Linked DNA regions of Homo sapiens: region 2 is linked to region 1. A link is an interaction called in ENCODE POLR2A ChIA-PET data of the cell type or tissue named here. Cell type or tissue: B cell. All regions are shown on one strand. Links, peaks and the distances in the headings refer to the core of each region. The heading gives the core; the rest is flanking DNA. Region 1 has its middle 39 kb from the start of MIR4539. Region 2 has its middle 73 kb from the start of MIR8071-2.

Region 1 (4,378 bases), core at 122-4,121:
ATTGCATAATCCTATTATGCAAACTAGGATTGTCATGTTATTACTAATTTTACTTTTTATTTTCCCTTTTTAAACTTTGTATCTGTTACTTGCTGAATTTTTTCAGAAGTACAACTTCTAACAGAATATTGCTAGCCCAGCACTTTGAGATAATAGCAAAAGACCACACCACAGACAAAATTGAACTTAATCATTTACTCCAGGTAGACTTAGCCTGAAAGCCACTGTCTTCAAACCTCCTTTGTTACTCAAATGTGGCTAAAAGGATTTTGACACTGACTCCTAGACATCAATCACTCCTTCAAACATGTGACCAGACCAGACACCTGGGACAGGCCCATCCAAATACTGAGGGACATCAGAACCTACCACAGCATGGTCCATCAGTGAGGCTTCCAGAGAAAGACCTTGACCAAAGGGAGAAAATATGATGAAAGTCGTCAGAATCAAAATGGAGTCCCTTGTGTTAAAAAACAAACAAACAAACGAAACTCTGACATATAAAGCCAGAGAAGGCTGAGAAGCATTCTCATGCATAAACACCTACTAGCAAAAACTATCACAAAAGACTATAAAAAACACAGCCTCGCACAAAGGCCATTGCAACCTTACACAAAAAAATACTTCTGCGAGGACAGCTGCCCAGCAACTGCCTGTGCGCCTCATACTGGCATCACCCTTGTTATTGATCCTTGTAGCCAAAGATTATTTCAAAACGATCATGTAATCGTCCTCATTTTTCCTTTAAAAACCTTTGTCGTCTTTTACCTCCCTGAATATGCACATAGTTTATGATGGTATGTGTGCTCCCACTGCAGTGCTTGGGGACCAAGCTCCCTCCACACCTCACTGTTCCCAAATAAATATTTTCTGTTAGAGCCTCTCTCTGTTCATTATTTAGCTCGACAGGTATTTGGTACAGCAGCCAAAACAGGCCAAGACATTGCCCGGAATCTTCCAGCAGTAGACTGGGGGCCCGGATTTGACCCTGGTCAGTTGGACACGGGCTTCTCTCACTCCACCAGATGAGGAACAAATAGTGAGGTGTGGCGGGAGCTTGGTCCCCAAACAGCTCCTCCGGCCATTTGCCCTCCCCACCCACGGACCAGAGACAGGACGAGGGTGAGCCCCGGTGTCAGCCATGTGCCCCAACCCCGGTGCCTCATTTGCTCCTAGGATGCGTCCTGTAGGTCATCTTCTTGCAGCTGTCCCGCTCAGTCTCCCCTCAACCCCTGCTCATGCTCTTGGTGAGCTTATCAATATTATGGTTTCCAATAGCTTCTGTTCATAGTTTCAACTCATATCTGTCCCTAAGTGTGGACTTTTATTCCACGCGTTGGCACTGGCAGTCAGCTATGTGCCTCCTACTCAAGGCATCTGAAACTGCAGGTGGGTAGTCGGCTAAGTCAGGCCCCAAAAGTGTCTTCATCCAGATTCCCAGAACTGTGACTCTGAGATCTTACATGGCAAAAGGGACTTTGCAGATGAGATTAAGCCAATGATCTTGAGATGAGGAGAGGGGCCTGGATTACTTGGGTGGCTCCGAATGTGGGCACAGGTGTCACAGGAGGGAGGCAGAGGGAGACGTGAGAAGGAGAAGGTGCCATGACTCCGAAGCCAGAGGCTCCTGCTGATCCTCCGGCCCCACCCCCACCCCACGGACCATGTGGTCTTTTTAAAACATGAATCTATCAGGACGGCCCATTCAAACCCACAGAGAGGTTCCCACTGCACCAAGAACAAAGTCAGAACTCTCAGGCCTGACCCACTGCCCTCGGCCACCCTGGAGCCCCAGTGCCCCCAGACCCGGTCCTGGCCTCAGAGTGTAACAGGCTCACTCCCACCACCCATCTGCATGGCAGGCGCCTTGCCATCGCCTCCCCTCTGAGAGCACAGACAGCCACAGCTGGCCTCCGGGTGAAAGGATGGATGAACAGTCAGGCCGGGCGAGTGCTCTCAGAGCCTGCTGGCCAACGGAGGCAGCCGCTCAGGCCTCTGCCTGAGCCATGTGCGATCACAGCTGCCGCCCAGCTGTCCCAAGGAGGCAGCTCTTGGCTTTTCCCCTGGGAGTCGAATTCGCAGGGAGTCCCATCCACAGGCCCCTGGGAGGCGGGAAGACATCTCGGTCTCCAAAGCCAGTAACCTGTGATTCCCCTGAGGATGGTGGGAACCTGGTGTGGGGCAGATGATCTGTATTTGAGCTTTGTTTCTCTCTAGCAATTATACCTAGGAAATACCCTAAAATGCACGACGCAATGCACATTGACCCCAGCAAACTCCCCACCCTGCGCCTGTTTCTAGTGCCGGGGCTGCTCCAGCACAGCCTGTGCACTTGACCGAATGTCTACAGCCCTGGCCCTCAGCCACACTGTGTTGTTTTCATGCACCTTCACCCAACAGAATTGCTCCAACAGAGTGATTCAGGGGGCTGCCCTCCAGCACCACTTCCCCTTTCCATGTTACGTAAATGTCCGTTGAGTCCTGACTGACTACAGAAATCTGTCTTCTGGGGGCATGTGATGCCCCAGGTGGCCCAGGGCCCCGCACAGGAATGTGTTTACAGCTTTCCCGGCACTGAAGCCACAGTCGTAACTCAGCCTCCTGACATGGGCCAGGGCCCTCGCCTCCGCACGCTCTGCAGCTCACCCGTGTCGCCACAGCCTGCTGGGCCTGGACGCCACCCTCTAAGGTGGCACTCGGGGCAGAAACATCTGTTTCCAGCTGGTAACAAACAGGACATGTCTGCCTCCCACACCTAAATCAATGCTTGACAAGCCTGGCCTGATCTCGGGGCGCTCACCACCAGCCACCTGCCTGGGCCCAGCCGACCTCCTCTCCCTTGGTATTTTGAGGGAAGGGTCTGAGCCCTTTCTGCCCCCCTAGACTTGTGGACAGAGGCCCCCCAAGACCTGGACAGAAATCAGGCCATAGTCTCCAGCCCCAAAGAGACTTCCAGAGGCCTGCACCTCTCCTCTCCAGCCGAGGCCCTGATGTCTGCGGCTGTGGCCATAGCCGGCTCTATACCTGCCAAGTTTATTCTAGAAAACATTGGTTTGGACAAGACCTCAAAACGGAATTGGGAAAATGAAAGAGAAAAGAGAAAGGATTTCTGCTCTCATTGTAAGGACAAAAAGCAAATTGAAGACCAGCACTGATACAGATCAATAATCACACCAGAAAAAAATATGGCAAAATATCTATATTCTCTTAAGGTGAATAAGTGTTCTCTCAGAATGAGGCTAAGGCCAGGAACAGTGAAAAGTAAGACTGATAAATTTGCCCACAAGGAAAAAAATAAAGTCTCTATAAGGACAAAGCCACCAAAAACAAAGTAAGCACCCCAGGAAAGAAAGTGACCAAAGTATCTAACATGAAAGAGAGCCTGTATTCGCATGAGCTCCCGAGAAACAGAACCCATAGATGTGGATGTGGATATCGACAGAAATAGGTATCAACATAGACACAGGCTATGGCCACAGGTATGGATAGAGGGAGAGATGCGAGAGAGAGATTTTAAGGAATTGGCTCACACAGTTGTGGAGACGAATGTCCAAAATCTGCAGGGCAAACCAGCAGGCTGGTGACCCAGAGAAGAGCTGAGGCTGCTGCTCCCGTCCAAAGTTCAGCCTGCTGGCAGAATTCTGTCCTCCTTGGGGACTGCCGTCTGTTTTCTCTTAAGGCCTCCAACTGCCTGGATGAGGCCCACCCACATTATGGATGATGATCTGCCTTACTCAAAGTCCACAGGTTGAAATGTTAATAACATCTAAAAATCACCTGCACTATCTAGACTGGTGTTTGGCCAAATATCTGGGTAGTATGGCCTGCCCAAGTTAACACCTAAAATTAACTATCAGAGTCCAAGTAAGTGAATGTAAAAAACAAACAAACAAACAAACAAAAACATGATGAATGAGACAAGCTCGACCTTGAAGAAGTTTTCAGTGGAACGTGGGGAAGAGGAGTTCTCTTTAGCCAGCTGCAGACACAAATAGCCAATAGAACACATGGAGAGTGTTAGAAGTCACAAATCGTCAATGGAAAGCAACTTACAATGTGATGTTCATTGAACATCTACTGTGTGCCAGGCCAAGGGCTAAGGTGGACACGTGCAGTGTGTCTGCACTGCGGCACTAAGGTCCTGGTGGGGAATGGATAATACAATTAAAAACAAATCACAAAGAAACCAGAAGAGGAAAAAAAGCAATTAAAAACAAATAAATGCTCCATAAAGGACAACAGCGCCAGCTGAGGGTGTGGCCATCAATGCCAGGCATCCAGAATATGTCCTTGGGGACATGGACCACTGGGAGGTGCATCCCAGGCAAAAGGAGCAGGAGGGGAAGGGTCCAGGCCAGAAACATGCTTGCCAAGTTCA
Region 2 (4,378 bases), core at 206-4,205, 110 kb after region 1:
GTGAGGGCGCCCTGGATTGTCAAGGATTTCGAGGTGAAGGAACCCTGGATTGTCAAGGATTTCGAGGTGAGGGCACCCTGGATTGTCAAGGATTTCGAGGTGAAGGAACCCTGGATTGTCAAGGATTTCGAGGTGAAGGAACCCTGGATTGTCAAGGATTTCAAGGTGAGGGCACCCTGGATTGTCAAGGATTTCGAGGTGAGGGAAACCTGGATTGTCAAGGATTTCGAGGTGAGGGAACCCTGGATTGTCAAGGATTTCGAGATGAGGGAACCCTGGATTGTCAAGGATTTCGAGGTGAGGGCACCCTGGATTGTCAAGGATTTCGAGGTGAAGGAACCCTGGATTGTCAAGGATTTCGAGGTGAGGGCGCCCTGGATTGTCAAGGATTTCGAGGTGAAGGAACCCTGGATTGTCAAGGATTTCGAGGTGAGGGCACCCTGGATTGTCAAGGATTTCGAGGTGAAGGAACCCTGGATTGTCAAGGATTTCGAGGTGAAGGAACCCTGGATTGTCAAGGATTTCGAGGTGAGGGCACCCTGGATTGTCAAGGATTTCGAGGTGAGGGAAACCTGGATTGTCAAGGATTTCGAGGTGAGGGAAACCTGGATTGTCAAGGATTTCGAGATGAGGGAACCCTGGATTGTCAAGGATTTCGAGGTGAGGGCACCCTGGATTGTCAAGGATTTCGAGGTGAGGGCACCCTGGATTGTCAAGGATTTCGAGGTGAGGGAACCCTGGATTGTCAAGGATTTCGAGGTGAAGGAACCCTGGATTGTCAAGGATTTCGAGGTGAGGGCACCCTGGATTGTCAAGGATTTCGAGGTGAGGGAAACCTGGATTGTCAAGGATTTCGAGGTGAGGGAAACCTGGATTGTCAAGGATTTCGAGATGAGGGAACCCTGGATTGTCAAGGATTTCGAGGTGAGGGCACCCTGGATTGTCAAGGATTTCGAGGTGAGGGCACCCTGGATTGTCAAGGATTTCGAGGTGAGGGAACCCTGGATTGTCAAGGATTTCGAGGTGAGGGAACCCTGGATTGTCAAGGATTTCGAGGTGAGGGCACCCTGGATTGTCAAGGATTTCGAGGTGAGGGCACCCTGGATTGTCAAGGATTTCGAGGTGAGGGAACCCTGGATTGTCAAGGATTTCGAGGTGAGGGCACCCTGGATTGTCAAGGATTTCAAGGTGAGGGCGCCCTGGATTGTCAAGGATTTCAAGGTGAAGGACACCCTGGATTATCGAGGGGGCTAGGTCCAAGGACAAGTGTCCTAGCTGGAGACAGACGAGGAGACACAGGGATGGGGAGAGGCAGAGGCAGACAGGGGTGGTGCTATGGTCTGAGGGTCTGTGTCTGCCCGAAACTCCTGTGTGACAGCCGTCATCCCAGAGTGAGAGCATGCAGAGCTGGGGCCTCAGGGAGGTGGTTAGGGCCTGAGGGGGAACCCTCAAAAATGTGATTCGGTCCCTAATCTCACTAGAGACCCTAAAGAAAAGGGACCCCAGAGAGCAGCCCTGCCCTCTTTCCACCACGTGAGGACGCAGTGAAAAGATGGGGGTCTGTGAACCAGGAATCGACCCTTCCTGGAACTTGACCCTGCTGCCATCCTGACCTTGAACTTCCAGCTTCGAGAACCGTGAGAAATGAATGTTGCTGCTGAACCCACCAGTCTATGGTATTTTTGTTATTGCAGCCAGAAATGACTAAGATGCAGCAGCCACGTCCCCCTGGCGAGGGCCGGGGGCATCCCAAGGTTCATAACAAAAGCTCCAGAGCTTCCCTGAACCGCCAGGTGTGTCTTCCCAGGACCCTGGGGCAGCCCCAGGCTACCTCCCTCCTCCTCTGACCCCACCTGCCCTGATCCGGCCTCACTGTCACTCCCTGGATTTCACCCGACAGCCTCCGCCGGGGTGGCCCGGCCCCATGGCCAGGGCATCTTCCATTCACGCCCACGCTTTCCAGGACTCCGCTGCAGCAGCTCCTCTGTGAAGCGCCTCTGGCCTCCCATTGCCGGTGCCACCCGAGCCCCCAGACATAGCTGGCCTCCCCCGACTCCAGGGCCAGCATCGCTGGCGGGATCTCTCCAACGCAACGGCCAGCTCTCTGGTGACCCACAGTAGGAGTGCCACCTGGGCAGCGCTGGACAGGGTAGAGCAGGCACCTTGGCCACCCTGACCCGCAGGGCTGCAGGCTAGGAGACGGGGTGCCCCCATGCCCCCACCCTGGGCTGCAGTCTGGGGCCCCCAGCGGCCCATGGGGCAGACCGAGGGAGGCCAGGCCGGAGTGGCTCCAACCCAGCAGCGCAAGACTCACTCTCCCCAGCCTGATGCCCGCCCTGTGGCCCCAAGGCCCCCTCAACGGGAGTCCACTCACAGGCACCCTTCCCCTGCGGGTGGTCGGGGACCCTCTCTGGCCCTGTGTCTCCCCTTTGCCATCTCTGTCTCGGGGTCTCTGAGCCTCTAACTGTGTCTGTTCCTGTTTCCCTGCATCGTGGCCCCCACCCCGCCCTGTGGAGCCATGTGGAGCCATGAGGCTCCACGGCCGGTGGGGTCACAGAGCCCTGGCCACACACACCTGGCCCCACCACAGCCAGACCACAGGCCAGACATGACGTGGAGCCGCGCGGCCGTGTCTGCTGGGGCAGGAAGTGGGCGAGTGACCCTGTCTGTAGGCCAGACGTACGGGCATGCAGGCCCTCCCCTCCAGCCCCTCAGCATCCAGCCACATCTGTGGACACAGCCAGCGAGGCAGAGCAGGGCTCTGCTAAGGACAGACGGCCATCAAGGCAGGGCCTGGGCCGGGCCAGGGCTCCCTCCCCACAGCAGCCCTCTTGGCAGGCAGCCAGACGCCCGTGAGGGTGGACCTGCCATGAGGGCCTGCACGCCGGAGGCCGCCCACTCAGCACTGCGGGCCCTCCAGCAGCCTGACCAGGTGGGTCTTGGAGGTCTCCAGGCCTCCGTCTCCTCCTCTGCACATTGAGGAGTCCAGCCAGGCTGGTCCTGGCCCCTTCTGGAAGCAAAAGGTGGAGAACAGGCACCAAGACAAGAGGGAAGGACAAAAGAGGTCACCACAGGGACTCCGGAACCACAGGGCAGGGCTTCCTAACCAGGCAGGAAGGATCTGGGCACTGGGGGCTGAGCCAGGCTGGCCAGGCCTAACCAGGGATGACCCGGCCCTTCCTGGGATACAAGGTGAACAGGTTTCATGGCTGAGCTGAGGCCTAGGCTGAGCCGAGCCAGAGGGCAAAGAAGATGACGTGGAGCCAGCTGATACACGTCCATGTGGGCTGCCCTGAGCTGCCCTGGGCTGGGCTGGGCTGAGCAAGGCTAGGCTGAACTGGGCTGAGCTGAACTGGTCTGGGCTGAGCTGGGCTGAGCTAGGCTGGGCTGAGCTGGGCTGGGCTGAGCTAGTCTGGGCTGAGCTGGACTGGGCTGGGCTGAGCTGGACTGGGCTGGGCTGAGCTGGACTGGGCTGGGCTGAGCTGGGCTGAGCTAGGCTGGGCTGAGCTAGTCTGGGCTGAGCTGGACTGGGCTGGGCTGAGCTGGGCTGGGCTGGGCTTGGACGAGCTGGGCTGGGCTGGGTTGAGCTGAGCTGAGCTGAGCTGGGCTGAGCTGGGCTGGGCTGGGCTGGGCTGGGCTGAGCTGGGCTGAGCTGGGCTGGGCTAAGCTGGACTGGGCTGGGCTGAGCTGGACTGGGCTGGGCTGAGCTAGACTTGGCTGAGCTGGGCTGGGCTGGGCTGGGCTGAGCTGGGCTAAGCTGGACTGGGCTGAGCTGTGCTGGGCTGAGCTGGGCTAAGCTGGACTGGGCTGTGCTGTGCTGAGCTGGGCTGGGCTGAGCTGAGCTGGGCTGGGCTGAGCTGAGCTGGGCTGGACTGGGCTGGGATGAGCTGGACTGGGCTGGGATGAGCTGGGCTGGGCTGGGCTGAGCTGGGCTGAGCTGGGCTGGGCTGAGCTGAGCTGAGCTGGGCTGGGCTGGGATGAGCTGGGCTGGGCTGGGCTGGGCTGGGCTGGGCTGGGCTGGGTTGGGCTGAGCTAGACTGGGCTGAGCTGAGCTGGGCTGAGCTGGACTGGGCCGGGCTGAGCTGGGCCGGGCCGGATTGGGCCGGGCCGGGCCGGACTGGGCCGGGCCGAGCCGGGCCGGGCCGGGCTGAGCGGGTCTGAGCTGGGCTGAGCTGAGCTGGGCTGAGCTAGACCAGGCTCGGGTGAGCTAGGCCAGGCTGGGCTGGGCTGGGCTGGGCTGGGCTGAGCTGTGCTGGGCTGGGCTGGGCTGGGCTGAGCTGTGCTGGGCTGGGCTGGGACAAGCTGGGCTGGGCTGGGCTGGGACGAGCTGGGCTGGGCTGGGCTGGGATGAGCTGGGCTGGGCTGAGCTGAGCTAGGG

The links. Peaks named below come from ENCODE experiments on the same cell type or tissue, not always from the same donor. Only the 100,000 strongest peaks of a DNase experiment are listed, where the experiment ranks them.
Region 2: POLR2A ChIA-PET joins it to region 1 with 11 read pairs; 2 of 35 experiments call an interaction of 5 or more read pairs at or near these places.

The regions. Positions count from the first base shown.
Region 1 is chr14:105,816,377-105,820,754 of GRCh38, reverse strand. It overlaps IGH. Among named protein-coding and RNA genes, the nearest start is that of MIR4539, 39 kb to the left of the region's middle. RefSeq lists an enhancer at 1,921-3,129. In B cell, for the core only: no CTCF peak of the experiment used is centred there; DNase peaks (open chromatin) are centred at 2,534 and 3,374; H3K4me3 peaks cover 1,354 bases; H3K27ac peaks cover 4,000 bases.
Region 2 is chr14:105,711,198-105,715,575 of GRCh38, reverse strand. It overlaps IGH. Among named protein-coding and RNA genes, the nearest start is that of MIR8071-2, 73 kb to the right of the region's middle. In B cell, for the core only: no CTCF peak of the experiment used is centred there; DNase peaks (open chromatin) are centred at 2,665, 3,355, 3,915, 4,125 and 2 weaker places; H3K27ac peaks cover 1,073 bases.